7 separate regions of the Homo sapiens genome follow, and all the other regions are linked to region 1. The links are chromatin contacts, found by Hi-C or POLR2A ChIA-PET in ENCODE. All regions are on one chromosome and are shown on one strand. Each heading gives the region's core, a stretch centred on a gene start or an enhancer-like site at or near the end of the contact. The rest is flanking DNA. Distances are from core to core; before and after follow the strand shown. Region 1 has its middle 23 kb from the start of EIF1. Region 2 holds the start of ORMDL3 (ORMDL sphingolipid biosynthesis regulator 3). Region 3 holds the start of NR1D1 (nuclear receptor subfamily 1 group D member 1). Region 4 holds the start of MSL1 (MSL complex subunit 1). Region 5 holds the start of CASC3 (CASC3 exon junction complex subunit). Region 6 holds the start of CDC6 (cell division cycle 6). Region 7 holds the start of TOP2A (DNA topoisomerase II alpha).

Region 1 (4,097 bases), core at 937-3,436:
CAGCCAGGCAAAGGGAAGACGTGGGCCCAAGCTGACTAGAAAGGCCCAGAGGCCATCATAAGACACTGGGAAGGGGAGGGGCCGGAGCAGTGCACAGGGGCCAGACCACGAGGGTGGGCAAGGGGGTGGGGTTTATCCATCTCAAAAAGAAAAAAAAAAGATAAATAAATAAAATATGAGTCAAATGCATGATGGATTAAGCTGCTTTATTTACTATAAAGTCTGTACACATATGAGCAATAACTATTACTTCCTCTTTTATTAATGTATTCTTTCTGGCTTCCTGAAGGACGTCTTCACTGGGATGTTCTGCCAGGAACTTAAACCCCAGCCCTGGTCTCCCCTGCGTGGCCCCTGACTTCCCAGCTCTGCCAGTGGCACCACCATCCGCGTCGCTCATGCCTCCTCCTGTTCTCCTTCCTTCCTAATTGCTCTGAAACCTCACCCATTTGCCCCCGTTCCCCAGCTATCATGCTCTTTTCCTGGACAGACTTCTGGTCAAGCTGCTGGCTTGCTCAAAGACCTTTGTTGGCCGCGTGGCCTAAAGGGTTAAGTGAAACCTCCTACCTGGGCACTGGAGGACCTGGCCATGCTGCTCTCCCCTTCACAGTTGACCTAGACTTGGGACAAGCTGGATTCCTGAGAATCCGTGTTTCCTGCCCCTGTGCCTTTGCTCAGGCTGGTCTCTCCGCCTGGAGCGCCTTCCTTCATCTCTGTTTGCCCCAGCCCCGCCTGCCCTGTAAGGCCCAGTCTCGACACGGCTTTGCTGCAGGAGGGCTTTCTCGATGTGCTTCGGGGCAGGCTGCCTCCACCTTTTGGAACCTTTTGCACGATCTTCTATTTTGGGCGGTATCTGGCGCCGAGTTGAGTGTTGGATCATGTCATTTGAAGGCCATCCTACCGAACTGTAAGCTCTTTCAGGGCACGGGCTGCGTCTTGTCCCTTTCTATGTCCCTTGTAGCCTCAGCATGGGGCCCGGTTTCACTCAACCCAAGGGTGACCCGGCATTTCAGGTTCAATGCAGAGCGGCCTGACAGGCACACTTCCTGCAATGGCCACAGGATGGCAGCACAGACCGGGTTTCGGCACCTAGGCGCGCCTCCCGCACCCACCGCACTATTCAACGTTTCTCGACCCTAGTGGAGTACCCGGTCCCCTGGAGATGTTGTGCAGGAGGGTCCCCTCTCTAGGGCTGGGGGCTTTAGGGCTGGGGAAGAGGCACCAGGGGCAGAGCCTCTGGACCCCACCTGGAGTCCTGTAGTGAGTGCGTTTCCTCCCCTTCCCAGCGGCCCCTTTTCCAAGAGAGAACTTGCGGAGGGGGGAGGGGGTGGGGGGTGAGGAAGGAGCACTAGGGAGGGAGTCGGCGGGTTTGGGTCCTGGTTCTGTGCTGCGGTCCTGGGCAGGTGTGGTGTGTAACGGGAAAGGGCCTGTCACAAAGCGTGGCAAATGTGCTCGTGGCAGATGCCCACGAACGTTTGTCTCCCTGTCCTCTGGCCTCCACCTCCCCTGCAATTTTCCCAAAGGCAAAATGATGGGTTGGACAAACGATAGGAAATGTAGCCACGTTCGCTGCGCATGGGGCAAGGTGGGGGTGGGGGTGGGGTTTCCGGGGCACCAGATCGCTCTGCTCCCATCTCAAGGCCCCTGCTTCTGGAGGCAGGGTTAGCTCCACGTAGGCAGAGGAAACACCCCGGGTTTCTTAGGATTCTTGCTGTGTGACCTTGGGAAGTCCCCGCACGCCTCTGGCTGCAGCTGCCGCCTGTGAAAGAAGGGGCTGCACTTCCTGGATGGTGGAAGGTTGCTAAGGTAACCACAAAGTGCCCGCTCAGCAGCAGCTGCCGTCATCATCATAGTTATTATTATTAGGGTTTCGTCCTGTGCCAGCATTTGACAATTCTAACCCCACCTGGAGGCCTGCTAAGAGAGCAGGCGAGGGCTGGTGATCATTTAGGGATGCCTAAAATGTTTGCAGGGGGAGCAGGAGAGAGGAAGGACAAAGGATGTTCATGAGGGTCAAAGACCTGGGTTTGGGGCTTCTCGGGGCGAGGGGGTGCGGAGGGAGGGCCCCAGATCGCGCCTTCTCCCTTTAGGTCTGGTCCCGGGGTGGCGGCGCGCGTGCGCAGGAGGAGGCCGTGGGCCCGGCCAGCAGAGGGCGCCGCGAGCACCACGCCCGGGCTTAGCTGTGCGGGGCTCCGCCTTGCTGCGCAGTGGGCAAGCCGGTCTGGCTGCGATGGGGGAGGGCTACGCTGGGGAGCTGCGGGTAAGGGCAGCTGTCACCGTTTTCAGTTGTTGGTCGGTGTCCTGTGTGGCATTGTGGGTTTGCCTGTAACCACCACATGTTCATTCATTTAACTAGCACGATCAAGCACCCACAAGTTTCAGCCACTGCTGGGAGTAAAGAGGGGAACGAGGTGCATGCCCGGAGAACCCGCACCCACCATCCAGGTGACAGAGGTCAGCCCAGGGCTGGGGGAGCTTGGAGGAGGAGCCGCCTACCTGGAGAGAACAGGCGAGGCAGACAGAAGGCAGGAAGCACAGAGAGCCCGCTCGCAGCTTGGCAATGTGGGGAGCTGAACAGAGCAAGAACTGTTTGGGGCCATGCTCTCGAACACTGGCCCAGGGCCGGCGATGTCGAAGCCATGATGAATCCAAGGCTAAACTACAGCAGACACAACGGCTGTCCCTAAGGGGGTTATAATTGCGTGCGTGCGTGCGTGTGTGTGTGTGTGGGTGTGTGTGTGTTGGGGGGGGCGCTGGGGGTGGGAGGCTGGGGCGTGTAGGCAAATACCAGGACTGGAAAAAGTAGAGTCCTAGGATCTCGACCCTCCTAGGCCGGCGGGGGTGTCTTGCTGCCTCCCTGTGAAGGTAGATGGGCTGCATGGGGGAAGGAGGGCCAGGTATGTGAGTGGGGGAGTGGACAGAGGGGTGGGGTAGGAACCAAGGGCAGCAGGGAGTCCAGGTGGGAGCAGTTGGGACGGGGATGGAGCAGACAGTCTGGTGGGAGAGTGAGGGGTGGGGGGGACAGTGGGGAGAGGGTGGCAAAGACTGCTTGAGCCTCTGAGCCTCAGTTAACTCAGAGGAGGTTGGCATAACACAGAGGGCAGTAAGGACAGGGACAATGGGAAAAAAAAAATAAAGTGAAGACCATCTTGGTTCCATTATGAGGAGTAGAGTGCCTGGATCAAGGAGGTGATGATGGTTCCATGTGTCCTGGGTAGGTCAGAGAGCAGGACCTGAGAGCATTAGAACTGGTGGCAGCCTTTCAGGCCATCTTATCTGATTCCTTTCTTTTATATATAGGGAAACTGAGGCTCAGAGAAGGGAAGGAAAGGCTACTCCCCCCAGAACAGAGTTCAGCTCTTAATAGCACTTTTTTTTTTTTTTTTGAGATAGCATCTTGCTCTGTTGCCCTGGCTGGATTGCAGTGGCTCAGTCATGGTTCACTGCAGCCTTGACCTCCTGGGCTCAAGTGATCCTCCTGCATCAGCCTCCTGAGTAGCTGAGCCTACAGATGCATGCCACCATGACCGGCTAATTTTTAATTTTTTTGTAAAGGTGGGCGGTGGGGGCGGTCTCCCTATGTTGCCCAGGCTGGTCTCAAACTCCTAGGCTCTAGCGATCCTACAGCCTCAGTCTCCCAAAGTGCCAGGATTACAGGCTCAAGCTGCCGTGCCCCATCCTGGTGGCACATTTTAAAATGCAGAACACTGACTGATAGGATCTTTTCTGGAAAAGGTCAGCTGGGGATAAACCATGTCATTGTCACCACCTCTGTTATCACCACTGAGTACCTAATGTGTACTAAGCACTTCCCAACACTATCCCTCTTACATGTGCAGCCCTGAAGTCAGAGGAGAAAATGGAAGTTCAGAGAGGTTAAGTAAGAGACAGACAACACAGCCGGTAAGGGCTTGAGCTGGGATTCACATCCAGCGTGCCCTCCTGCCTACCCTGTGTGAGGGCCTCTGCCAGGGAACAGCCAGTGAGGCTGTTATAGGGTGAGGGGCTGTGCTGGGGGCAGGGAAGCACCTCCATCTGTGTGTATGCCTCAGGAGCCTGTGGGCAGGGGAGGCATCAATTTCATCTCAGAATGAACT
Region 2 (4,097 bases), core at 1,598-4,097, 1.7 Mb after region 1:
GCATGCGTGACCATGCCCGGCCTTTTTTTTTTTTTTTTTTTTTTTTTTTTTAAAGTCAGTTTGCTTGAATCAGGATCCAAATAAGACTTTTAGTTGATATATCATTTAATTTATTTTAATCTGTAAGTCTCTCCCCCTCTTTTTTTTCCTTTTTTTTTTTTTTTTTTTTTGAGACAGGATCTCACTCTGCTGCCCAGACTGGAATGCACTGGCACGATCACAGCTCACTGCAGCCTTGACCTCCCGGGCTCAATTGATCCTCCCACCTCAGCCTCCTGAGTAGCTGGGACTATAGACACACCACCATGCCCAACTAATTTTTGTATTTTTTGTAGACCACGGGGTTTTACCATGTTGTCCAGGTTGGTCTCGAACTCCTGGACACAAGCCTTGGCCTCTCAAAGTGCTGGGATTACAGGCGTGAGTCACCATACCTGGCCCCAGTTTTATTTGTTAAGGGAATTGGGTGTTTGTCCTAATTTTCTTCATTCTAGACTTTGCTGACTATATCCCTGGGGAATGTATGTTATGCTATTTTGTGTCCTCATCTTTTCATATAACTTAGCAAACATTCCCCATACTGCCACAGGGTTTTCACAATCTGTCCTAAATGGCTTCATACTATTCCATCCAGTGGATATACTGTAATTTTTTTCTTGGGCATTTGGTTGCTTTCAGTTTTTCACTACTATAAATATTGCTGGAATGAACATCCTGACACATTGCAGCTTTTCCTGTACATGGGATGACTTCCTTAGAATATGCTACCAAAAGTGTAATTATGGCTCTGAGGCAAGAAGAATTTTTCAGCTTCTTGGCACACAGTGACAAGTGTTTGTCCAAGGGTTTGTATGTCCCCCAGCACGAAATAAGAGAGCTGTCACTCACTCTGAATAGTGCTTAGGGCTATTCACAGCTGAAGAACGTTTGGGGAAGATATGATAATTATGAGGGCCAAGAGAGAAGGAGAAAGATGACAACAGGGACTCCCGCTAAATAAAGCAGAAAGTGATCTGCAATTTACCACAAACCTAGAGTGAGTCAGAACTCTGTTCATTCCTATTGTGAAAAAAAAATCCTCGATAACAGGAGTTATTAATAGTGCATGACATGTTCAGTAATCTTTCTGTTAGACTCTGCATTAGTCAGAACCTTATTTGAGACGTGGACTCAGTCTGGGTCACTGAACTTCATAGAGATGTCAGGAAACTGACCAAGATCCAGAGGGATCGATCAACTTGATGGAGGATGAAGAATCCCAGAGAAAAATCAAAGGAGTCAAGCAGGCACACTTCGGAAAAAACAGAGACACCTTTCTTGCCTTAATGCTGGGGAGGTTTCTGTGAAAAGAACAACACTGGGTTTGCTTATGTCTGCAGAAAGATGACTATAAGGAAAGGCACCTCCACAAACCAGGAGAAACTTCCACAGGACATAGGCAGAGCTATTTCAGACTCAGATGATTATTTCGATCTTGGAATGAGCCCTTTTGGGGCCATTGGCCCTGGAAATATTGAAGAAGCTGCCTGTTCTGCTCTGGGTGGTTCAAATACCCACCTGCCTGGTGACCACTAAGTGCCTCTGGGGGTCCCACTCCAGCTGTGTGACAACTGTTTCCTGGCAGCCCCCTGGGGAAGGAAAGGTAGGTGTAGTCCGAGTAAAGTGCTCCGCAGTTTCCCTGGGCTAGCCTTTTCCTTCCTGTTCCCTCACTTTCAGTTCAGGGTGCCATGAACTGCCATTCAGAGTCAGGTTGGCATGCCATGACATCATCTGACCTTGCTATTCCAGCCCTGCCCTGCATAGAGTGGACTTAGAAAGAAGCTGGGTAAGGAGTTGAAACTACCCAGACAAGACCTCTTGGTGACATGGAGAATGGGAGTAACCGAGGAGACCTCAAGAGCCATTTAGTTCAACCTCCTACAGTAATATTAAGTAGATTCCTACAATGCAACAGGTGCTTTACATACATTCTTTTGGGTTCCCACAACCTTGGAGGTGGGGTTTCACAGGTGTGGAATTGGAGATTAAGACAAGTAATTTGCCCAGGGTCACACTGCCAATAAAGGAGGGCCTACCCCATGTCTACCAGGCAGTAAAGTCTGTGCCCTTGCCTTTAGACGATGCAGATGTGAAAACTGCAGACCAGAGCCTCTCATTCAAAGCCACACAAGCTGACCTGAGACAGAAACTCAGGCTCCTTACTACTGATGGAGGAATCTATGATACGTAGCCTCTTCTCACGTCAGGTGCGGGGCGGCCAAGGATGTGGCCCGGTCCGGGGCAGCCTGGGCCAAGCGTGACTGAGAAGGAGAAGGCAGGCTCCGTTCCGGGCCCTCCAGACCCTCATCCCAGCCAATGTTGTGAAAAGCGCTCTCCCAGGAGGGCCCAGCAGGGCAAAGGGCCGGGCTAGTCTGTTTCTGGAGGAGCCAATCTGGGGCCAGGGCGGAGGCAGCCAGGTGCAGTGGAAAAATCCTGCAGTTGGGGTCAGAATATTTGGGTTTCGATCCAGTCTAGGACCCAGCAAAGACCTACAGAAAGTTACTTACAAGTCCGAGTCTCCTCATCTGCAAAACTGGGGCACGGATAAAATACACTTGAAGGGCACAGAAGCAAAAGTTGGAATTGTTACGCACCAAAATTCTATCATCCGATCTGACCATCACGTCACGGTACAACTTCCAACCGTGCGTCCCCGAAGAGGCCGGGAACGGAGCCCAGGAAAAACTACAACTCCCAGGAGGCGTCGGGAGGGCCGGCCCGGAGCCAGCGGAAGAAACTACAACTCCCAGAAGGCGTCGGGCGTGCCGGCGCGGGGCGGTGACGTACGGGGACCGGCGCGGAGCGCTGATTCGGCCGGAGCTGCCAGCGGGGAGGCTGCAGCCGCGGGTTGTTACAGCTGCTGGAGCAGCAGCGGCCCCCGCTCCCGGGAACCGTTCCCGGGCCGTTGATCTTCGGCCCCACACGGTGAGCCCGGAAGGAACCAAGAGGCCCCAGGGCTACGGGAGGGGCGGGAGAGAAGGTGGGGGCTGCTGGGGAGGCGCCCCGGGCTGGAGAGACGGGGGCAGAGGGAGTGGGGGGTGGAGGGAGTGCATCAGCCGAGGGGGTGCATCGGCTGGGGAGGTGGCCAAGGAATAAAGTGCGAGCGGGAGGCCGGGGGTGGAACGTCGGGAGGAGCGCCTCGGCTAGGGGTGGGAGGCGGGGAGCGGCTCGGCTTCGGGGATAAACGTTTGGCTGCCTCCAGGGCTGGGTGAACGCGTGGAGATGGCTGTGGGGTCCCGGACCGGACCGGGTTCCGAGTGCGAAGACCCAGGCTGGGGAACAGAGCGGGACCCCTCCCCCCGGCCCCGCACCCGAGGTCTCACTCAGAAAACCCCAACAACAGTGAGGACTCCGCCTCTTCGCTCCTCCTCTCCTGTGCTTAGTGCGGGTTCGCCTGGGCACTCGCTTTCCGCTCCTACCGCCCTCCCCCAGTCGGGGTGGCTGGGCCAAAGTTGAGAGGTTATCAGCTGTGGTCCTGCAGCTTGGGGGGTGGGCGGAATGGACATGGCATTGTGACGTGCTGCCCCGGACTCCCCGTTGGGGTCCCCATCCAGGCCTGGATGTTTTGTGCTCCTCTTCCAGAAGACAGGAGGTTTGCTGTTGTGAGGGCTGCTCTTTCCTGGGGGAGGGAATGGGAAGGGCTCACCTGGTGGCTGCCCTGGTGGTGCTCAGCCTTGGCTTGAGTGTCTGGCATACTGGCTGGGCCCGGATATTTGTATGTGGAGCCAAGAGGGTGGGGCGGGAAGGAGGGGGAAAGAGCTACCAGCAAAAAAGTGGTTAACACAACAGAGTTGCTGCAGGCTCTGGTTTGAGGCAGGTTATGAAACCACATCAGGGCCCAGCACTAAGCAGCCACCTGCCAGCTATGGCAGCAGAAGTTTTCGGCTCAACTCCTGTAGACCTAGTCGACCTCTGCCAGCCTCTTCTCTCTGTTTCTCCCCATCTAGGGTAGGGGCCAGTTGGTTGTTTTACTAATGGAAGTGATATGTATCCATAGTCACACGAAAGTCTCAAGAGTGTTTCCTCATTGCCAGTCTTTTTGTTAGTTTATTGATCTC
Region 3 (4,097 bases), core at 702-3,201, 1.6 Mb after region 1:
CCCAGGCTGTTGTGCAGTGGCATGATCTCGGCTCACTGCAATCTCCATCTCCTGGGTTCAAGCAATTCTCCTGCCTCAGCCTCCCGAGTGGCTGGGACTACAGGCGTGCGCCACCACGCCCAGCTAATTTTTGTATTTTTAGTAGAGATGGGGTTTCACCATGTTGGCCAGGCTGGTCTCGAACTCCTGACCTCAGGTGATCTGCCCACTTCAGCCTCCCAAAATGCTGGGATTACAGGTGTCAGCCACCACCCCCGGACTCCCATATTCTTTTTCTCTACCTTTTCGGTGGCTTTCATGTTTCCCAGGCATCCATCAATACCATCCCAGGAGCTGCCTGTGGAGAAGGGCTTCCTATGTGAAGAAAACCCTCTCTAGAAGCACTGGGACTGGGGAGGAATTAGCGGGAGCAGCAGGTGGCTCAGGCTCCCTCTCCCTTCGCTGCCTAAGAAGCTTCCATCCCCTCCATGACCCAAGCCCTCTAACATGATAGATCTCCTCTACTTGAGATCTGTTATTACTCATGGGACAGTTGCTGCTCTGAAGCGAAATACTGGCTGTTTTTTGTTTGTTTGTTTTGGAGACAGAGTCTCACTCTATCCCCCAGGCCGGAGTGCAATGGCGATCTCGGCTCACTGCAACCTCCACCTCCCGGGTTCTAGCGATTCTCCTGCCTCAGCCTCCTGACTAGCTGGGATTACAGGCACCCACCACCACATCCGGCTAATTTTTGTATTTTTAGTAGAGACGTGGTTTCACCGTGTTGGTCAGGCTGGTCTCAAACTCCTGACCTCAGGTGATCAACCCACCTCAGCCTCACAAAGTGCTGGGATTACAGGCATGAGCCAAAGCACCCGGCAATGCTGGCTGTTTCTAACCCCTGTTCAGTATTTCACTTGTACATCTACCCACCTTCCCATTCGGGGTGGGCAGATGAAACTAGCAATGGACGTCTGACCTTGGGTCGGTCACTTCTCCTAAGCTTCCTGTTCCCCACTAGTAAAAAGAGGGAGGCTTAAGATGATCTACATGTTCCCCTCTGAGTAGTAATCTTCTGTGGAATTCATATTTTATCCTCCAGCACCGAGGGGCAGGGGTGTCACTCTGCCCCCACCCCCTGCCTCACCTCTTCCCCATTACTTTAGGACCTCAAAGCACTTTCACTATTAGTTCCCCTCTGTTGTCCTTTTTATTTCCCAGACAAAGGGAAATGACTCACCCCAAAGTCAACTGGAGTGGGTGGAATGGTGTCATACAAGCAAACAGGGAGTCCCTACAGACATCCCTACCTCTGTGGGAACTCCTTCCCCTGGAGGTGTTCTCCCTAAGGCGAGTAGAAGGGAAAGGGGGTCACATTTCCTTTCCTTCTCTGGACTTTGCCCTGAAGCAGAGGGCAGCCTAAGCTCCTGACTCCAGGGAAATCTCCCTCCCCGGCTTCTCTCTCTCCCGGTCACCAGTAACCTCAGGACGAGGTCAGTCCTGCAATCACGTGAAGCCCTCACGTTTGCAAGGTTTGCAGAAAGGGCCTCTTAGCTTTGATCTCCCAGACAGCAAACAAGCTTGCCAGTCCCTCCCCAGAAATTCACATGCCCCTGCCATACAGGCTTTCTAAACACGCCACCCTGACTCTTCAGCGCACCCCACCCCACCCCACTCTCAGCTCCTCCCAGGTCCCGGCAAGCGCTTTGCCAGGCAGAAAGGGGAAAGGCACGCAGTCCGCCCACTTTGTCGGTGGACTACAAATCCCGACAGTCTTGTCGTTGCGCAGGCGCGCAAGAGCTCAACGTGCCGGCTGTTGGAAAAGTGTGTCACTGGGGCACGAGGCGCTCCCTGGGATCACATGGTACCTGCTCCAGTGCCGCGTGCGGCCCGGGAACCCTGGGCTGCTGGCGCCTGCGCAGAGCCCTCTGTCCCAGGGAAAGGCTCGGGCAAAAGGCGGCTGAGATTGGCAGAGTGAAATATTACTGCCGAGGGAACGTAGCAGGGCACACGTCTCGCCTCTTTGCGACTCGGTGCCCCGTTTCTCCCCATCACCTACTTACTTCCTGGTTGCAACCTCTCTTCCTCTGGGACTTTTGCACCGGGAGCTCCAGATTCGCCACCCCGCAGCGCTGCGGAGCCGGCAGGCAGAGGCACCCCGTACACTGCAGAGACCCGACCCTCCTTGCTACCTTCTAGCCAGAACTACTGCAGGCTGATTCCCCCTACACACTCTCTCTGCTCTTCCCATGCAAAGCAGAACTCCGTTGCCTCAACGTCCAACCCTTCTGCAGGGCTGCAGTCCGGCCACCCCAAGACCTTGCTGCAGGGTGCTTCGGATCCTGATCGTGAGTCGCGGGGTCCACTCCCCGCCCTTAGCCAGTGCCCAGGGGGCAACAGCGGCGATCGCAACCTCTAGTTTGAGTCAAGGTCCAGTTTGAATGACCGCTCTCAGCTGGTGAAGACATGACGACCCTGGACTCCAACAACAACACAGGTACTGAGATTTCTTTACTATCATCTTTTCCCTGTCACTGTCTCCCCACCTCCATCTACGCCTTATAAAAAGAGGAACTTTGTAAGGGACTGGGGTGTCCCTCGGCCCGGAGATTTGCTAACGTGCTGCGGTGCTTTAGTGTGGGATTTCCAGAGCGGCTTGTTCGGGCTGGAAATGCTCTCAGAAACGCCCCATCACCACCCCTCAGAGTCCCAAAGCTCCCTTGAGCCTCGAATCCCTGGGCAGGAGGAAATGGAGAGGAGGTACGGGTGGTGAAGCGAAGAATTTAGGGGGACTGGGAGCTTTGGAACAGTGCCCCGAAACGGCCCCATCTGTCCACTACCTGCAGCTGTAGTATGCCTGGCCTCAGAAAACGGACCCCCTCCCCTCTTGTCTTCCCCCTCCTCTAGTTCCTGCAGGCGCGAGGGAATCTGAGAAGAGTGGCGCGATGGGGTTCAGGGAAGGAGGGGCTGGGAGAATCGTTCGGATCTCACTGGGGAATCCTCAGTGACAGGAGGGAGCGACACTTGAGGAGTCCAGAGCGTGGTGCCCGGCCCGAGGGAGGGCACCTACAGGGCTCCGGCCGCCGGGAGGGCTCACATGGCTCTAGAGCCGGGCCCACGTGCTGCGTTTGTTTTCATTCAGCAGAAGCCGTGGCTGCCACCCCATTGGTCGTTGCCTCCCGGCCTCGTTACATAATGAGCTCCGCCCCCCCGGTCGCCCCGGCAACGCGTGTTCCCTTCTCTCCTCCCCTAGGTTGTCCTGGCCCTGCTATCGTTCGGGGTCCAGCCCACGACCTGGTGGCCGGGGAAGGGCGGGTAGGAGGCGGGGCGACTGCTCTCGATTGACGGGAAGCGAGGAGGGCGGGGCCTCGAGTTCCGGGGTTCCTCGTTGGGGAGCCACGTGCGAGAGGCACACGTGGAGCAGGGACGTGAGGCCGGCTGAGGGCCCAGCTCCCGCCCTGCCCCGCCCCGCCGAGATCTGGGTGAAGCTGGGCTGACTCACCGCCCCCGCCTGCCTCCTTTTCCGGTCCGCCTGCCCGGCCCCCTCCCCCATCACCAAAACAAAGTAACATGGAGCCATTCCTGACCTTTCATGGCCTTCTGTTTTACACTCCCTAAAGAGACCTCACCCCTAACCACCCTTCTCACTCCTTTCCACTTCACTCTTATTTGCACCTACTTCACCGTACTGCATTTAGACTCAGCTTCCCCACATTACAAATTCCTGTTCCCCAAGCTTCTCTCTCCTTAGTTCTGCGAGCATTGTCTTACCCCCATCTCCACCAGACAAGCTGCAGTTTGCCTACTAAGGGCTCCCCAAAGCAACTGCACCCCACAATCATAGCTGAAATGATACTGTCCTTTTTTTCTCACAGAAAGGAAAACTGAGACCCAAAGAGGGGAGTTGATGTCCTCTAGGTCACAAAATAAGTTGGTAGTGATGGGTCTAGACCTAGACCTAGACTCTTGAGTATGCTCCTCACTTCCACGTTGGAAGCCTCTGCATGAAGGTCTCACTCCTTTTTGGGGGATGGGTGAACTAGGTCAACTTCATTTACTGCCAACTAATGATTCCATCCCCCACCTCAGCCCTGAAACCGGGGGAGCTGATCTGTTGT
Region 4 (4,097 bases), core at 784-3,283, 1.5 Mb after region 1:
TGCTTATAAAAGGGACCTGGTCAGTGGGTCATGTATTAGAACTCAGGTTCCTATTAAAAGCTGTCTGAAATCAAAGGCAGTGATTCTCTTAATATCATTTAAGAAAACTAAAATAGGATTCCACGTAAATCACCTCTACCCCTGTGCCCACTAAAAGGCCTACTGCCCTCCTATCTAAAGATGCTGCAGCAGTGGTGAAAGCAACAGCTGCTTGCTACAGCCCTCTCCTCCACCGTGCATTTCTAACGCAATAGCTCTTTAATTTAACCCTTCCATAAGGACACAACACCTACACCCCACCCTTTCATTTTTAACCCCTCACAGATCACGTCTTTTTCCACTAAACGTCTTTCCCACACGTCTGGGGCTGTCATTTTAAATTAACCCTTTGGCACCTGAAACCCCTCCCCCTCCCCCTGAGAGGTTGCCCTTTAACCCTTCCCTCCAACCCAACGTGTCTGTGAGCCTGGCTCCCAGAGACCCAGCGCCTAAGATACTCCTTTGCCGGTGGCCAACCTCCTTTACCCCTAACCCGGGGGTGCCTTAACCTCCTACAGCCCCCTTCCCCCGAGCATGCGCACAACTCGCTCCTCGGCCCGAATGCAGATTAACCCCTCCCGTACCGTGTCTCTCTCTGACTTCAGCTCCTCGATCTCCTTTTCCTTGGCCTGCAGCTGCTGCTGCTGCTGTTCGATGAGGTCCAATTGCAGCAGAAGGATCTGTTTGAGGCAGGCGGCCTGACTGGAGGCTCCCGAGCCGCCACCACCCCCGAGAGGGCTCTTCCTCATACTCTTCCATCTGCCCTCGCTGGCCGCCAGGGTCCCGGCGGTGGCGGTGGGCGCGAGGGGTGGCGGCCCGGGCAGAGGTAGTGGTGGGGGTCCCGCCGGGTCCGAGGCGGTGGCAGCGGGGGAGGCCGCCCCACCCTTGTCCCCAGCCCAGGGCGTAGGCTCTTTGGCCGCCGCCACGAGAGAGCCCGTCTGAATGGGCAGCACCGCCTGATACTTGGGCCGGGGGCTGCAGCCGGCTCCGGCTGCGGCAGGCTCCCCCCCAATGCCGGCTTGCTTGGTGGCCGGGGGCGGACAGGGCAAGGGCACCGAACCGCCCCAGCTCTCTTCCTGCTGCCCGGGGGCCGCCCCGGCCGGGAGTAACAAGCCCCGGCCCTTGCCGCCGCAGCCGGCCGGGGAAGGCGCGGGGCTCCCGCCCTGGGAGGAGGCCAGCGGGGGCCCCGGCTCCTTGAGCTTACGGTGCCGGGGGAGGAAGTGGGCTTCGGCCGCCCCAGGCTCGTCCTCGGGCCCGCCCAGCGCCGCAGCCCGCTCGTAGTCCAGTCGCTGCTCAGGATTGCCGCCGGCAGGGGCCGCGGCCGCCTTGAACACCGCGGATCTCATGGTCATAGTGGTCCGGAGCAGCGCCGGGCACCGAGGCGGAGGAGGGGGTGGGGAAGGGGCGAGGTGCGGGGGGTCGAGGACTGAGGGGGGGGAGGGGAGTTTGGCGGGCTCGCCTCAGCAGCGCGGCAGCAGGCCTCCGCTAGCGCGGCTCCTCCGGGGCCCGGGCGCCATCCCGCCGGCGTGCGGAGACGTGGAGGCCGCGGCTGAGGCCCGCCGCCGGCCCATGGGGGCCTCGCCGCCGCCTCTGCTGCCGCCGCCGCCGCCTTCGCCTCAGAGGCAGGAGCTCGCACCCAGCCGCCCCCGAGCTCATCCCCGGAGCTCGCTTCGGCCCCCCCTGGCCCGGCCGGGCCCGCCTCGTCTCCCCACCCCGCACCCCCCCTTCCCCGCCCCGGCCCCCCGCCCCGGAGCTCGCCTCAACCGCCCCGAGCCTCCATTTCCCCCCCCTCCTCCTCAGGAGGGGGTGGAGGGCTGGGTCCGCCCAAAGCCCTCCTACTCCGGGAGAGGGGGTCTGTCGCCTCTCCCGGGGGTCTCCGCGGCTCGGGGTCCCCCTCCCCCACAGTCACCCCCGGCGCCTCAGCGTTTCCCTTTAAAAAAACGGAGCCGCTCGTAGCCGCCACCGCCGCAGCCGCCGCCAACCGGAGGACGCATGCGCGGGGAGGGGAGCGGGCGGGAGTGCACCGGGAGCCGAGAGGAGGGAGGCGGGCCGCGCTATTGTGAAAGGGGCCGCCGCCGCCTCGAGGGGGGCAGGGAGGGGACCGCGGGGGCCGGGGGCCGGCGAGGGGAGGCCGGGGCTGAGGGGCGAGGACCGAGGAGCGCGCGGAGGAGCGGGGTGAAGGTGGGCTGCCGAGGGAGGGGCGAGCCGGGGGAGGGTCTGGAGGGGGAAGAAGGGCGAGGGCGGCCGCGGGAAGAAGGGGAAAGCGGAGGCTCCCCGGGAAAAAAGCGCGAGAGAATGGAGTTGAGAGGAAAGAAGGAGGATACAGGCGGCCAATGTGTGGCCTACGTGGGAGCGCCCCGAGCGCTCCACGTCCCCGGCCTGCGCCGGGCGGCCCCTTCCCCGGGCATCTTGGCAACGCGCCTGGCCCAAGCCGGAGGGGCCCCGCGGCCCCGCACGCCTCCTGGACCAGTCAGGATCCAGGCTCCTCTTTGAGCCCGCGGGTGTTTCATGGGGGTAGAAGTCTAACCCCTCCACCCCCTCTCCTCCCCAGCAGTCCCACGCGGGTATGGGAGAGAATGAAGTTCTTTGTCTCTAAGGGATTCAAACCAGAAACGGAGGGACCTCTGGTTCCCAGAGGGAGGAAAATCCATGATGTCTGCTGCCCAGGGAGCTATTGCCACCGCCTCCTTGGGATGAAGTATTGCCAGCTACCAACAGTTCCTTCCCAACGGCCATCTTCCAGCCTTCTTAAACGACTCCTAGCATCTTCGGGAGGCTCCTGAAGGACTGAAGCAAAGGAAATCTCTGAAGGGATTTAGTCCTTGAAAGGGAGTAGGGATACTTAGGGTGTTCTGTGTTGAGCGCTTCTTCCTATCTCTCCAGCTTCATGTATGTGTGTCTTTATGTCCAAGCAATTGAGCCAACAAGTCCTCAGAATTCCTTGTGAAAAAAACGTTTTTTTTTTTTGAGACGGATTCTCACTCTGTCGCCCAGGCTGGAGTGCAATGGTGAAATTCAGCTCACTGCAACCTCCGCCTCCGGGGTTCAAGCGATTCTCCTGCCTCAGCCTCCCGAGTAGCTGGGATTACAGTCACGCGCCACCACGCCCAGCTAATTTTGTATTTTTAGTAGAGACAGGATTTCTCCTTGGTCAGGCTGGTCTGGAACTCCCGACTTCAGGTGATCCGCCCGCCTCGGCCTCCCAAAGTGGTGGGATTACAGGTGTGAGCCACCGTGCCCAGCCCTGAAATAGTCTTAATTGCTTGTTTTTCTTTTTTGTCTGAGGTGTGCTTTTTAAAATCTCTATGGAGATGGAGAAGACTGACATTCTCTGGCCTGATGTGAAAACCTCTCATTAAAACTGTGTCTGTGCTTTGTGGGCTGAAAGCATGAAACACTGGAAATTTTAAACAAACGTATGTGAATGTGTTAAGAAGCCAAGAGTCCGGCCCTCTTTCACCAGACTGTATGGCCTCAGATCAGCAAGGGAAGTATTGAGCTTAGGGACACCAAGTAATGGAGTGAGCAGGGATGAGAGGGCACATAGAATGTGGTGATCTCTTTCCATGTCAAGGCTTGTGTGTTTGTGGCACTGGGGTCTTGCTGTGTCCCCAAGGCTAGAGTACAGTGGCACAATTATGGTTCACTGCAGCCTCAACCTCCAGGGCTCAAGTGATCCTCCCACCTCAGTCTCCTAAGTAGCTGGGACAACAGGCTTGGGCTGCCACACCTGGCTAACTTTTTATTTTTTTGTAGAGACGGGCCTTTGTAATACCAGCCTTTGTTGCCCAGGCTGGTATTGAACTCGCTCAAGCGATCCTCCCACCTGGGCGTCCCAAAGTGCTGGGATTATAGGAGTGAGCCACTGTGCCCAGCCTTCAGCGTCAAGACTTTCTGCACCATCTCTACGCTGACAGCTCCGTAATTTATATTTCTTTCTGGACTCATCCCCTAACTCCAGAATCATATATCCAACTGTCTAGTATACATACCCAGTTGGATGTCTAATAGGTATTTCTTTTTTTTGAGGTGGAGTCTTGCTCTGTTGCCCAGGCTGG
Region 5 (4,097 bases), core at 727-3,226, 1.5 Mb after region 1:
GGCGTGAGCCACTGCTCCCGGCCCCTGTGGGCTTTCTTGACTGTTGTTCTCTCTGCCTAGAACACATCTTACCCAGCCAACTGTTTAATCTTTCCCGACTGCCTAAGATGGATTCAGTACCCAGCTGTAACACCCTACTTAGCCCTATCCCAGTGCTATCCCCTATCAGCAAGTGGTACAATTGCTTGAATGTTTGTCTGACTTCCTTATTGAGTTGTAAGATCTCTAAAGATAGGAATTTTGTTATAGTGTTCACTATTCCATCCTCAAGGGCTTAACAGATTCTAAAATGTAGTAACAGTTCTAAAAATGTATAGACAAAATCTTTGATCCACCATCCAATTCCCCCTATATATAATCCCATTACCAGAACTCAGGAGTCCACTCAACAACCCAGGAAACAAACACTTACTCTGATGGCATCTCTAGTAGTTTATCCAAAAGACAGGAAACTTTCTCCTAAAAACAGAAAAATCCCCACCTATAAAATGATGGATGCTCTTGGCACAAAACATTCCGAATCCTACCCTTTCAAAGTCTTCAGATAGATTTGGAAAAAAATAACCAATTGGCTGGCTTCTCAACCTACACTGCATAAAACAAACTGTCAAACATCTTTCAGAGGACTTCAAGATATCCTCACTCTCTTATTTAGAACCTCATATTCTTCAGACAGGAAGAGAAGCCAACTAACAGTATAACACCTGTGGCTTGAGACGGCGTGCCCCAAGTTTTCCCTAGGTCTAAAGTGAACAAGACCTTCTGTAACACTTTTTCAGAAGCATAAATGAAGAATACACAAGAGGATAAACACGGAGGTCATGGTACGTTTGCAACGAAGGTGTGTACACGTTTTTAAAAAGCATTTCTGATCTATACCATAGGAAAAAACCTGTCATACTCACTTCCGAGTCTTCTGCACTTTCATAATCCGAGAGAACAGCTGAAATAAAACAGAAATATGTGGAAAAAAAGAAACCCAGAAACATTTTTTGGCTGCTTATTACAGGTCAGACTAAGAGTCTCATTTAATTCTGACATCAACCTACAACGTGGATAAAATTATAGTCCCCACTTACAAAAGGAGAAACAGGCTCAGAGGGTAACTTGCTGAAGACTATACTGCTAAAGCCTATGCTCTTAACCACTATGTTACAAAAAGGCACTCTGTGGCCCTAAATCCGTGACAGTGTGTGAGAATGTCGATGTTGGAAATAGATGACCTGAGTTTATGTTAAAAAAAACTCTTGTCCTAATGGGGTAAAAGATGCTACTCACCATCACCTTCAATGCCATCTTCACTCTCCTGAAAGAAAGCAGAAGACATGGGTTAGTTCTGTGATTTCCAGAGGTGGGGAGCCCAATAAAGAAATGTGGGTGAAAAGCTGAAGATTCAGCACAAAATGGTTGGAGAGGGAGACAGAGATAGGTAAATCTTTATCAAGTAGTAGCCAAGGCAGGTCTGGTCTCCTTCCCTCCAGCCCCGACTTCTGAATAAAACATCCGCTTTCCATCTCCAGCGGCTCTACCATCCTCCCAGAAACCCCCAATCCTTCTTCTTCCCTTGGAACTCCGGATGCAAACTCGCATTGGGATAACTCCCCTTTTCTCTCAAAAACAAAAAAAAGTCCCAGTATCTACTATCAACTCACAGACTACCTAGCATCACCTACACCCCGCCCCCGGCCGGCTCGCCGCCCGGTCCCCACCCCGCCCCGCCTGCGCGCACTCACACACTCCGACTCCTCAGCACTCTTGGCGCCCCCGCTCTCCACCCGCCGCAGATGAAGGGCCCCGGTTCGGCCTCCGCGCTGTGAAGGCAGAGAGCCGCTGCCGCCGCCTCCGGCGCTACCGCTGCAGCTCCCGCCTCCCCGCAACGGGGAGCCGCCGCTGTCGGAGCCCGAAGCACCAGATTCCTCGTCCTCGGTGTCTTGCGAAGCGCGCTGCCGCCGCCGGTCCGCCATCTTACGGAGAACGGCCACCACCGGCGAGGTACTTACGCACCGCGCCCGTCGCAGAGGCTGCTGGGAGGCTGGATAGCTAGTCCCGGCGTGCTACGCGTGCGGCGCTCGGCCATCCCGCTGTGTGTGTGTGTGTGTGTGTGTGTGTGTGTGTGTGTGTGTGTGTGTGTGTGTGTGTTGGGGTGTGTGTGTGTGTGTTGGGGTGTGTGTGTGTGTGTGTGTGTGTGTGTGTGTTGGGGGAGGGGCGGGGCACTGGGCGGGGCCTAGGCCTGCGGCACGTTTGCGGCCGACCCGGATTACGTCTATCGGTGATGTAAGGGGGCGTGGCGCGGCTCCTGACTTCCCTTGGGCAGGCCTAGGGCGAGGGGAATTGAGACTTCAGCAGCCTCCCGGGTTCCTGGCCCGGCCATCTTGGGCTTCCCGAGTGGAAGGAGTCAACCTGTCACAGCTTCACTGCAACACTAGGGCTGTTTCATGGTTTTCTGTTTCCATTTCTCACTTCTACCTACGTTTGAAGCAGGTCAATTTACTGCATTCCTTTGCTTGGTAAAATCACGAATCAAGGTAAATCTTAAAAGCTGTAGTGCTGCGTCAGATTTGCTGCACCAGCCTTGTTTAAGATAACGGGCGAAGGAGAAACCAGTTGTCTGCAGTGAAGCCAGAGGACTTCTTGTTGCAGCGTTTTCTCTGTGTTCTCATTTCCTCTTCACGTTTCTTCCCACCCCAGCCATCACCTGTCCCAAAGTGCAGGCTGGTATGATGCCAGTATTACCGGTTTTGTTTTGGCTTTTTCGAGGCAGGGTCTCACTCTGTTGCCCAGGCTGGAGTGCAGTAGCGCGGCTCACTGCAGCCTTGACCTCCCAGGCACAGGTGACCTCCTTGCCTTAGCTTCCTTAGTAGTTGGGACAACGGGCACACACTACCACACCCGGCTAATTTTTCTGTTTTTTGTAGAGATGGGGTCTCGCTCTTGCCCAGGCTTGTCTCCTGGCTGGGATCAAGCGATCCTTTCGTCTCAGCCTCCCAAAGTGCTGGGACTACAGGCATGAGCTACTGCCCTTGTCAGGATTTTAGAACCTATTTAAAAATAAATGGTCAGTAGAAACAGATGTTGATTCAAAATCCTGACATTATTTCCTTCTTAAGGTTTATGGAAATTATTTCATTTTGGCAAGGCATTGGCCACCATTGAAAAGAATCAGTGTGTTTTCTTTGGACCATTATAAGGATATACAAAGTGCATGAGCTAAGTTTTTAGTGCACCTACAGGAGTGCACGTTAATAATGTATGTTATCAAACAAAGGCCACCATGGCATAGAATTCTTCCCTGAGTAAAATATTTTTTTTTTTTTTGAGAGGGAGTCTCACTCTGTCTGTCGCCCAGGCTGGGGTGCAGTGGGGTGATCTCGGCCCACTGAAAGCTCCGTCTCCCGGGTTCACGCCATTCTCCTGCCTCAGCCTCCCGAGTAGCTGGGACTACAGGTGTCTGCCGCCAGGCCCGACTAACTTTTTATGTTTTTAGTAGAGATGAGGTTTCACCGTGTTAGCCAGGATGGTCTCGATCTCCTGACCTCGTGATCCGCCGTTCTTGGCCTCCCAAAGTGCTGGGATTACAGGCGTGAGCCACCGCGCCCGGCCTTTCCTGAGTAAAATTTTTATAAATGACATGGTTAAGGATCCTGATGTTTATCAAATTTATAGATAACATGAAACTGGAAGTAATTATGAATGCCTTCAGAGATGAAAGGAAAATTCAAGGCCGGGCGCGGTGGCTCACGCCTGTAATCCTAGCACTTTGGGAGGCCGAGGCGGGCAGATCACGAGGTCAGGAGATCAAGACCATCCTGGCTAACACGGTGAAACCCCGTCTCTACTAAAAATAAAAAAAAATAGACGGGCGTGGTGGCAGGCGCCTGTAGTCCCAGCTATTCGGGAGGCTGAGGCAGAATGGCGTGAACCCGGTAGGCGGAGCTTGCAGTGAGCCGAGATCGCGCCACTGCACTCCAGCCTGGGAGACAAAGAGATTCTGTTTCAAAAAAAAGAAAAAAAGAAAATTCAAACAATCTCAGCTAATTAGACAAGTGGCCAAACGTGACAACTTATAAGTCCAGCTCCAAAAGCCAACTGCCTGAGTT
Region 6 (4,097 bases), core at 1,097-3,596, 1.4 Mb after region 1:
TCACAAATATTGAGGTAAGTTTCATAATACCATGTAACTACAAGGTAACTTAAAACATTGACAGAACTAAGTTCAGTATTAAGGAATTGAAGATCAGACTTATTAAGTAGTTCAGAGTGACCTCAGTAAGTGTCTAACTCTGGAGTTCGGTAAGCACTTAGCAACCATTCTGAAAATAACTAAAATGAAGAGTAGTCTTAGGCCAGGAGCGGTAGCTCATGCCTATAATCCCAGCACTTTGGGAGGCCGAGGCAGTTGGATCACCTGAGGTCAGGAGTTCAGAGACCAGATTGGCCAATATGGCAAAACCCTGTCTCAACTAAAAATCCAAAAAAAAAAAAAAAAAAAATTAGCCAGGCTTGGTGGTGGGCGCCTGTAATCCCAGCTACTTGGGAGGCTGAGGCAGGAGAATCGCTTGAACCCAGGAGGCGGAGGTTGCAGTGAGCCAAGATCGCACTATTGCACTCCAGCCTGGGAGATGGAGCGAGACTCTGTCTCAAAAAAAAAAAAAAAAAAAAAAAGAAGTCTTAACTGAACTTAGAAAGCTCCTTCAAAGGACACACATCTTACCAAGAAAAGAAAGGTCACGAGCTGCTAGTGAAAAAGTGATATAATGGATGGTTTACCCAGACGTTTCCTGGGGCTGAGAGGCAGGGCTTTTACACGAGGAGAACAGGTTACGGTTTGGACATTTGTTGGTTCTAGTTTGGCATCACTGGAGTTTTTAGCTTTGTTCAATGCCCGAGACAGCTTCCTTTTTGGAAAACTGATTGTAGCCTGTGCCTGGGATCGGGTTTGAGGCATGACGACAGCACAGCTAGATTAAAAAAAATAAGAGGACAACTAGTCAATATGTGAAAGTGAAGAGAAAATAACTAACATGGAATTTATTTATACTGATGATTAACACTTATTTCCTAATTATGTTATCACACTTATTTTAGCATTCACTTTTGCTTCACATCCAAATCTATGCAAGAACAGCTGACATTTGTTGTCTACCTACTACGTGGAAGGGCGCTGTTATAAACACTTTAGGTACCAACTCGTTTAACAACGATCTTAGGAGTAGGTACTATTATTAGCCTTTATTTTACACATGAGAAAACTGAGATAAACAGTGGCCCAAAGTCACAGAAAAACAGGAATGTAACCCCGGGCATCTGGTGCCAGAGCCCAAGTTCTTAACCAATTGAGCGATGCAATAACAAGTTACCTGAAATGGGCCGGGCGCGGTGGCCCACGCCTGTAATCCCAGCACTTTGGGAGGCTGAGGCGGGCGGATCACCTGAGGTCAGGAGTTCGAGACCAGCCTGACCAACATGGAGAAACCCCGTCTCTACTAAAAATACAAAAATTACGGCCAAACGCGGTGGCTCACGCCTGTAATCCCAACACTTTGGGAGGCCGAGACGGGCCGAGACCATCCTGGCTAACACGGTGAAACCCCGTCTCTACTAAAAATGCAAAAAATTAGCCGGGCGTGGTGGTGGGCGCCTGTAGTCCCAGCTACTCGGGAGGCTGAGGCAGGAGAATGGCATGAACCCGGGAGGCGGAGCTTGCAGTGAGCCGAGATCGCGCCACTGCACTCCAGCCTGGGAGACCGAGCGAGACTCCGTCTCAAAAAAAAAAAAAAAATTAGCCGGACGTGGTGGCGGGCGCCTGTAGTCCCAGCTACATGAAGAGGCTGAGGCAGGAGAATGGCTTGAACCCGGCAGGCAGAGGTTGCAGTGAGCCGAGATCGCACCACTGCACTACAGCCTGGGCGACAAGAGCGAGACTCCGTCTCAAAAAAAAAAAAAAGTTACATGAATTGATTTATATAGAACTTCTAGTTTCCTCCCTCCAGGCACGCGGGGTGTCTTTATCACCAGTTCAGCCCAGCACCCGCCACATTTAGTCTCTTCTATCCCAAGCCCTCACACTGCAGCTCAGTCTTCCCTCAGTTCTTTCCGCCCCTGCACTCAGTCCTCATTCTAGGCAGCTCTCAACGCACCCCAGAATATTTCCTTCCTACAACTTTCACCTCCTTCACACCACGCATAACTGCTAGAACTACCCCGAGGGCACCTGCCCTTTCCCTGATCCCGACCTCAGACCTCCAGCGAGCTCAGCTCTTTTCCCTTCACTTCACCTCAGGCCTCGCCGGAACCCGCAGCCTTCACCCAGCTCCGCTGCCTCACAGACCCCAGGCCTCCTCGAGCAATCCTCTTCTTTCCACCTCCTCAGTGCAGGATCCTTCTCACGTCTCTCACACGCAGCCTCTCGGACTCACCACCACAAGCCCCTGAACAAACTGCACAGCGGCAGCAGCAAACTCCAGCCGCGCTCGCGCCAAATCCGAATGGCCACAGCGTTCCCACCTCCCGCCAAAGCCCGGCCTCGATTCTGATTGGCTGTAGTCACAGAGCCTTTCGCCTTGGGCACCGCCTCTTTTTTTGCTACCAATCCAGTGGAAGAGTTACAGCCAATGAGAGAGCCCCAAGTCTTAGAGTCGCTGTGAGGCCACGACCACTGAACGGGGGAGGGAATCTACATCCGGGGCCTCGGTGGAAAGACGCGCGATTGCGGCAGGGCGACTCTGGGTAAAGCGGGCCGGCCCGCCGCAAAGCACGCTGGGAGGCGTAGTCTTTGCTGCCGCGCAGTCGCACTCTTCCTTCGACTGGAAGTGTCAAGATGTGGTTCCCCTTCTCACTGCCTAAAGTACCCATTTGCATCATCCTGATGGGCTAGATTTTCAGAACTGCTACATGATACCTACCGTTTTGGGTTCTGTGCGCCAGGTATGATGCTAGGCACTTTCCTTACCTCTCTAATGCTCAACCTCGCAAAGTACAAAGCAAACTTCTATACAAGGTTAGAGGTCACAGCATCTTGGTGACAGTGAAGAGCCTAGGATCCAGATCTCCTGATGGCTGAACTAGTGATTTTTATGGTAAAGTTCTACACACCTATATAAAGAAAAACTATGCTTCATCATAGTATCTCTTGATTTGTGCTTCAAAGGTGAGAAACAGAGCCAACTCTTTACTTTTATTTCGTTCAACCTAAGAATATTATGTTCTGTGCATCTTCTTACCATTAATCCACACATCATGGGGAGGGAATTATGACCCCTTAATTTTAAAATCTTTTATGGCGAAACACTAGGGTTTCAGGGCCAGGGAAGACAGCTATATAGAAGAGGCAAGCTGAGTTTTTAATGAAAAATATAAATTAGCGCAGTAATTTGAAGGCCAGCTTCCAAAGCCAATAATTCATCTAAGCCTCAGGTTCCTTTAGAGGCCAGAACCCAATTCTAGGTGATGGTAAACATTTATCTTTTACCCCTCAGTAACAAACAAAATAGAGCCATAAAGCCTAGAAAGAGGGAAGCAACAATATTACGATCATCAGTGAATTGGTACCTAGTTCATGAAGAGAGCCAATATTGAGTGCTTAAGTGTATGCCAGGGGCTGTGCTCAGTATTTTACCTACATCACCTTATTAATCTTCACAAGCACCCCCATGAACCTGGTGTTATTTCACTTTACAAATGAGGGAACTACAGTAGAGGGGAGTTGAGTAAACTTGCCCAAGGTCACACAACTAGTAAGTGGAAGAGCTAGAATTTGAACTCTGAACTCTGACAGAAAATCAAACTCTTGACCACTTTATCATAGGGGGATGATTAGACAGATTCAGGTTCTAAACAGGAAGAGATGGTGGAGTACATTTCGTGAAGGCTTTTTAGCAGCTGAAAACTACAAAAGTGAAGAGAATGGGCTGCCATGAATGGAGAAAGTTACCACACAATGGAAGCTTTTTTTTTTTTTATTTTTGAGACAAGTCTCATTTTATCACCCAGGCTTGAGTGCCGTGCCATGATCTCGGCTCACTGCAATCTCCACCACCTGGGTTCAAGCCATTCTCCTGCCTCAGCCTCCTGAGTAGCCGGGACTACAGGCACGCGTCACCACGCCTGGCTAATATTTGAATTTTTAGTAGAGGGGTTTCACCATGTTGGCCAGGTTGGTCTCAAACTCCTGACTTCATGATCCACCCACCTCAGCCTCCCACAGTGCTGGGATTACAGGCATGAACCACCGCTCTTGGC
Region 7 (4,097 bases), core at 461-2,960, 1.2 Mb after region 1:
AACCCAGGTAGAGGAAGGAAGCAATGAATGGAAAGAGGTGGCTCAGCTGGAATTAGTAGGCACTCAAATTGTGCAGTTTTTTTTTTTCTGGCTTCTTGTAAGGGTAATAACTTTGTTTAATCCACTCAAACATTTATATGTAAGAGTAATTTTAAAACTTCAGTCTTCGCCGGGCACAGTGACTCACACCTGTAATCCCAGCACTTTGAGAGGCTGAGGCGGGCAGATCACTTGAGGTCAGAAGTTTGAAACCAACCTGGTCAACATGGCAAAACCCTGTCTCTACTAAAAAAATACAAAAATTAGCCAGGCGTGGTGGCAGGCGCCTGTAATTCTAGCTACACGGGAGGCTGAGGCAGGAGAATCGCTTGAACCCGCGAGGTGAAGGTTGCAGTGAGCCTAGATCGCGCCATTGCACTCCAGCCTGGGCGACAGAGTGAGATTCCATCTCAAAAAAAAAAAAAGCAACAAAAAAACAAGCAAACAAAAAAGCTTCAGTCTTGGCATTTCCTTGTCAAATTGGAACAGCTGTTCTGGACTGCAGGGTTCACGGAGGTGAGCAAAAGTAGCCAGTCGGAGGGTATCTGGCCAGCTGGCTGCGGAAAAGGTTTCAGCCCCGGACGGCTGAGCCCACCCTCAGCTCAAGAGGCTACCACCACAAGTTATCCCTTTCGATTTACCAGTTGCAGTCCAGCGCTGCTCTACTGGGGACCTGAATGCTGCCCTCCATTTTGCAAAGCCTTTCTACATCCTTCCACTATATGGAACCCCCAAACCACAACTGTGGCACTTTTATTTTAATTATTTTTATTATTTATTTATTTATGTATTTATCTCTTGAGGTGGCCTCGCTCTGTCACTCAGGCTGGAGTGCAGTGGAGCAATCACGGTTCAAGGCGCCTCGATCTCCGATCCCCGGGGCTCAAGCGATCCTCCCTCCTCAGCCTCCGGAGCTGGAGTTACAGGTGTGCGATGCCTCGCCTGGCTATTTTTTTTCCTTTTTGGGTAGAGACGGGGTCTCGCTATGTTGCCCAGGCTGGTCTCCAACTCCTAGGCTCCAGCGATCCTCCCGCCTCGGCCTCCCAATGTGCTGCGAATACAGACTCCAGCCACCGCACACAGCCTACTTTTATTTCTTTGAAAAATGAATTCGAGGGTAAAGGGGGCGGGGTTGAGGCAGATGCCAGAATCTGTTCGCTTCAACCAAGCAGCCAGGCTGCCTGTCCAGAAAGCCGGCACTCAGTTTCCTCAGGAAAACGAAGCTAAGGCTCCCATTCCCCTCGCTAACAACGTCAGAACAGAGGACAGTTTTTAGATTTCAGGGATCTTAAATAGATTGGCAGTTCCTGGAGAATAAACATCCTTTGCTTTTCTCCTGCACACTTTTGCCTCAGGCCACCCCTTCCCGCTTCCAAAGCCCATCTCTTCCAAGCTTTCCGCACGAGAAAACAAGTGAGCCCTTCTCATTGGCCAGATTCCCTGTCAATCTCTCCGCTATGACGCCGAGTGGTGCCTTTTGAAGCCTCTCTAGTCCCGCCTCCCTAACCTGATTGGTTTATTCAAACAAACCCCGGCCAACTCAGCCGTTCATAGGTGGATATAAAAGGCAAGCTACGATTGGTTCTTCTGGACGGAGACGGTGAGAGCGAGTCAGGGATTGGCTGGTCTGCTTCGGGCGGGCTAAAGGAAGGTTCAAGTGGAGCTCTCCTAACCGACGCGCGTCTGTGGAGAAGCGGCTTGGTCGGGGGTGGTCTCGTGGGGTCCTGCCTGTTTAGTCGCTTTCAGGGTTCTTGAGCCCCTTCACGACCGTCACCATGGAAGTGTCACCATTGCAGGTACGGCTCGCGGGGGGGACTGGCGGTGGAGCCTCCGCGCGGCCCGGGCATCTCTCTGGCCGCCCGTGACGGGTGAAGCTCTGGGGCTGCGGTCAGGCCGGCGACCGGCTTGGGAGCCCATATTCTCCATTCCCGGTTCCGGGGTGATCGTGGAGAGGCGGAAGCCCCTTCTGGTGCTAGTAGTGAAGTATGACCCGGCTTCCAGGGTGTCGTGCGTTGTTGCCCTGTTTCTAGGGGCAGGAGTCCGTTGGTCCCGTAGTGGATCCATGTTACAGCGGCCCGGGTGCGACGTTATTGAGTCGCGCGTACAGATGCTTTCCCCTCCTGCCCGCTGCTTGAAAACGGTCTTGAATGTCCCCGATCTTGGAAAGGGCAGAGCCTAGCACAGTGTTTCTCTGGAGCAGCTGGCCAGCTTACAAAAGCGCCCCCTTCCTGAGTTCACAACGCTCAGGTGGCCAAGGGATTGAACGGATAGCCGCCCAAACTGCTGCTGCCGAACTAGAATTATTTACGGTGTCGTGTGCTCGGGACACCGTAAATAATTTATAATAATAGGCACTCGGTAAATAATGTATGCAGGAACTGAAAGAAGTGGGTGTATTTTATTGATGACATCTACCATGTTGCTCAAGAAAAGAGGTTTCCAGACAGACCCACTTGGTGAGATAATATGTGTCTGTTTAACCTGACACCTGGGGACCTGGCCGCAGCGAATTTAAATTGTCCTATTTGTACAAAACTGGCAACTCCACCACTGCCTACTAACAGATTGCAATGCATGTTGACATCTCACTATGGTAGGCATTTTGTTCCTAGTTTAGGGTAAACTTATGATTAAAAATTCCCTTCTTTCTCTCTTTTTTTTTAATTGCTAGCCTGTAAATGAAAATATGCAAGTCAACAAAATAAAGAAAAATGAAGATGCTAAGAAAAGACTGTCTGTTGAAAGAATCTATCAAAAGAAAACACAATTGGAACATATTTTGCTCCGCCCAGACACCTACATTGGTTCTGTGGAATTAGTGACCCAGGTAAAATCAAGCTCATCAAAGGCAGTTAACCTAGTAGTTGAAATGGATACTCTTCTTTCTGTACCTTTCATGTACTGAGTGTGACCTTTCTGTATCTCTCATGTACTGAGTGTCACTGGAACTGGCCTAAATATGGTAATACTTAATATGAACACTTTATGGTAATCATGATAACAGAACAATGAATATAGAATAAAAATAACAGTATTTCTTTGCCTTATTTCTAGCAAATGTGGGTTTACGATGAAGATGTTGGCATTAACTATAGGGAAGTCACTTTTGTTCCTGGTTTGTACAAAATCTTTGATGAGATTCTAGGTGAGTAAATCCTTTAATATAAAGATCTGGTCAAATCTTTCATAAGAAGTATCATTCCAAATAAAAATTTAAAAAAGATAAAAGTAAAAACAAAAAGTATCATTTCTACCAAACCTGCTGTAGCCAGGGCTCCTGTCATTTCAATCAGTTGATAAAGGTGAGCTGGTTTCCTGGAGCCCAGGAGGTTGAGCTTCTCGTAGAAACAGTACTATGGACAAAAATTGCTAAATTAACACCTTGTTAATGCCACTCCTGTGCTGTTTGGGAACTTTTTTTTCTATATCTTACTTAGAGTTACAGAATGTTTCTTAAAACACTAATTTCTTACAAATGTATATTTTATTTTCTTTCAGTTAATGCTGCGGACAACAAACAAAGGGACCCAAAAATGTCTTGTATTAGAGTCACAATTGATCCGTACGTCTTTTGCTTAGTTTTTGTTATGTAGCTCGTTGCTATTGTTAGCTGCATGTATTTTGATTACTGGTGAAGTTGGCTTTTCCTAAACAGAAGTTGAGAAAAGTACACAAAAGCAGAATGCTAAAATGAAAAACCTATGGATACCCACCACCTAGATCCAACAGTTGCCAACGTTTTTCCATATTTTCTCCATCTTTTTTTTAATTAGTTAATTTTTTTAGAGGAAGGGGTCTTGCTATTTTGCCTGGGCTGGTCTTAGAACTCCTGGCCTGAAGCAATCCTCCAGTGTTGGCATTATGGGTGTGTGCCATGGCACGCGGCCTATTTGCTCTGGATCATTTCAAAATAAATTACAGGACTTATGACACCTAATCCCTAAATATTTGAGCAAGCACCTTCAGTAATTGCTTTAAGTATTCTGGCATCTGGAGTTTTAACTTTTTCTCATGATGCTATTCAAACAGTAAACCAGTAGGTGGTGGTAGAGAATAAT

The links. A loop is a pair of places that touch in the nucleus more often than their neighbours do. ChIA-PET counts read pairs that join two places held with the same protein, here RNA polymerase II (POLR2A). Pooled maps may share reads with other maps.
Region 2: a pooled map shows a loop between it and region 1 (2.8-fold over the local background). The contact joins the promoter of ORMDL3 here to the enhancer-like site in region 1. A Hi-C loop is called at or near these places in 1 of 37 single-sample maps with no recorded cell type and 2 of 50 pooled maps. POLR2A ChIA-PET finds 5 or more read pairs at or near these places in 1 of 52 experiments (GM12878).
Region 3: a loop to region 1 is called in a pooled map, with 9 times the contacts of the local background. The contact joins the promoter of NR1D1 here to the enhancer-like site in region 1. A Hi-C loop is called at or near these places in 1 of 37 single-sample maps with no recorded cell type and 5 of 50 pooled maps. POLR2A ChIA-PET finds 5 or more read pairs at or near these places in 1 of 52 experiments (activated CD4-positive, alpha-beta T cell).
Region 4: a loop to region 1 is called in a pooled map, with 2.0 times the contacts of the local background. The contact joins the promoter of MSL1 here to the enhancer-like site in region 1. A Hi-C loop is called at or near these places in 1 of 37 single-sample maps with no recorded cell type and 2 of 50 pooled maps. POLR2A ChIA-PET finds 5 or more read pairs at or near these places in 1 of 52 experiments (activated B cell).
Region 5: a loop to region 1 is called in a pooled map, with 8 times the contacts of the local background. The contact joins the promoter of CASC3 here to the enhancer-like site in region 1. A Hi-C loop is called at or near these places in 2 of 50 pooled maps. POLR2A ChIA-PET finds 5 or more read pairs at or near these places in 2 of 52 experiments (A549 and activated T-cell).
Region 6: a loop to region 1 is called in a pooled map, with 6 times the contacts of the local background. The contact joins the promoter of CDC6 here to the enhancer-like site in region 1. A Hi-C loop is called at or near these places in 1 of 168 maps with a recorded cell type or tissue (CD8-positive, alpha-beta T cell) and 3 of 50 pooled maps. POLR2A ChIA-PET finds 5 or more read pairs at or near these places in 1 of 52 experiments (activated T-cell).
Region 7: a loop to region 1 is called in a map of CD8-positive, alpha-beta T cell, with 5 times the contacts of the local background. The contact joins the promoter of TOP2A here to the enhancer-like site in region 1. A Hi-C loop is called at or near these places in 1 of 168 maps with a recorded cell type or tissue (CD8-positive, alpha-beta T cell), 4 of 37 single-sample maps with no recorded cell type and 8 of 50 pooled maps. POLR2A ChIA-PET finds 5 or more read pairs at or near these places in 1 of 52 experiments (AG04450).

Annotation. Positions count from the first base shown.
Region 1 is chr17:41,664,125-41,668,221 of GRCh38, reverse strand. No RefSeq gene overlaps it. Among named protein-coding and RNA genes, the nearest start is that of EIF1, 23 kb to the left of the region's middle. RefSeq lists enhancers at 732-961, 1,832-1,961, 2,382-2,471, 1,992-2,509, 2,510-3,029 and a silencer at 2,022-2,261. Within about 2 kb of position 2,186, at least 39 of the 41 ENCODE cell types and tissues checked have a DNase peak (open chromatin) inside an H3K27ac peak, as active enhancers do; they include CD8-positive, alpha-beta T cell and GM12878, where a contact is called at or near this core.
Region 2 is chr17:39,926,351-39,930,447 of GRCh38, reverse strand. ORMDL3 (ORMDL sphingolipid biosynthesis regulator 3) reads left to right here and starts at 2,847. Exons shown (of 4, transcript NM_139280.4): 1 at 2,847-2,964. It overlaps LRRC3C (leucine rich repeat containing 3C), which reads right to left and starts at 2,716. Exons shown (of 4, transcript NM_001195545.2): 1 at 2,634-2,716. It overlaps LOC124903999 (a long non-coding RNA gene), which reads right to left and starts at 3,728. Exons shown (of 2, transcript XR_007065750.1): 1 at 3,686-3,728; 2 at 3,446-3,520. RefSeq lists enhancers at 2,371-2,982, 2,983-3,593.
Region 3 is chr17:40,098,443-40,102,539 of GRCh38, reverse strand. NR1D1 (nuclear receptor subfamily 1 group D member 1) reads left to right here and starts at 1,951. Exons shown (of 8, transcript NM_021724.5): 1 at 1,951-2,476. The coding sequence starts at 2,446. RefSeq lists enhancers at 1,586-1,705, 2,186-2,255, 1,721-2,704, 2,705-3,689, 2,608-3,807 and silencers at 3,037-3,126, 3,137-3,486, 4,010-4,097.
Region 4 is chr17:40,119,907-40,124,003 of GRCh38, reverse strand. It overlaps MSL1 (MSL complex subunit 1), which reads right to left and starts at 2,033. Exons shown (of 9, transcript NM_001365919.1): 1 at 624-2,033. The coding sequence starts at 1,391. LOC124904001 (a long non-coding RNA gene) reads left to right here and starts at 2,164. Exons shown (of 2, transcript XR_007065752.1): 1 at 2,164-2,220; 2 at 2,591-3,475. RefSeq lists an enhancer at 554-1,192 and silencers at 893-1,342, 1,393-1,442, 1,543-1,682, 1,743-1,952, 1,993-2,192 and 1 more.
Region 5 is chr17:40,138,416-40,142,512 of GRCh38, reverse strand. It overlaps CASC3 (CASC3 exon junction complex subunit), which reads right to left and starts at 1,976. Exons shown (of 14, transcript NM_007359.5): 1 at 1,734-1,976; 2 at 1,279-1,306; 3 at 906-943. The coding sequence starts at 1,964. RefSeq lists enhancers at 1,660-1,959, 1,425-2,365.
Region 6 is chr17:40,286,128-40,290,224 of GRCh38, reverse strand. CDC6 (cell division cycle 6) reads right to left here and starts at 2,346. Exons shown (of 12, transcript NM_001254.4): 1 at 2,135-2,346; 2 at 627-817. The coding sequence starts at 804. RefSeq lists enhancers at 1,731-1,800, 1,831-2,010, 1,779-2,586.
Region 7 is chr17:40,415,509-40,419,605 of GRCh38, reverse strand. It overlaps TOP2A (DNA topoisomerase II alpha), which reads left to right and starts at 1,710. Exons shown (of 35, transcript NM_001067.4): 1 at 1,710-1,835; 2 at 2,711-2,866; 3 at 3,094-3,184; 4 at 3,538-3,601. The coding sequence starts at 1,815. RefSeq lists enhancers at 1-46, 1,715-1,804, 1,526-2,051.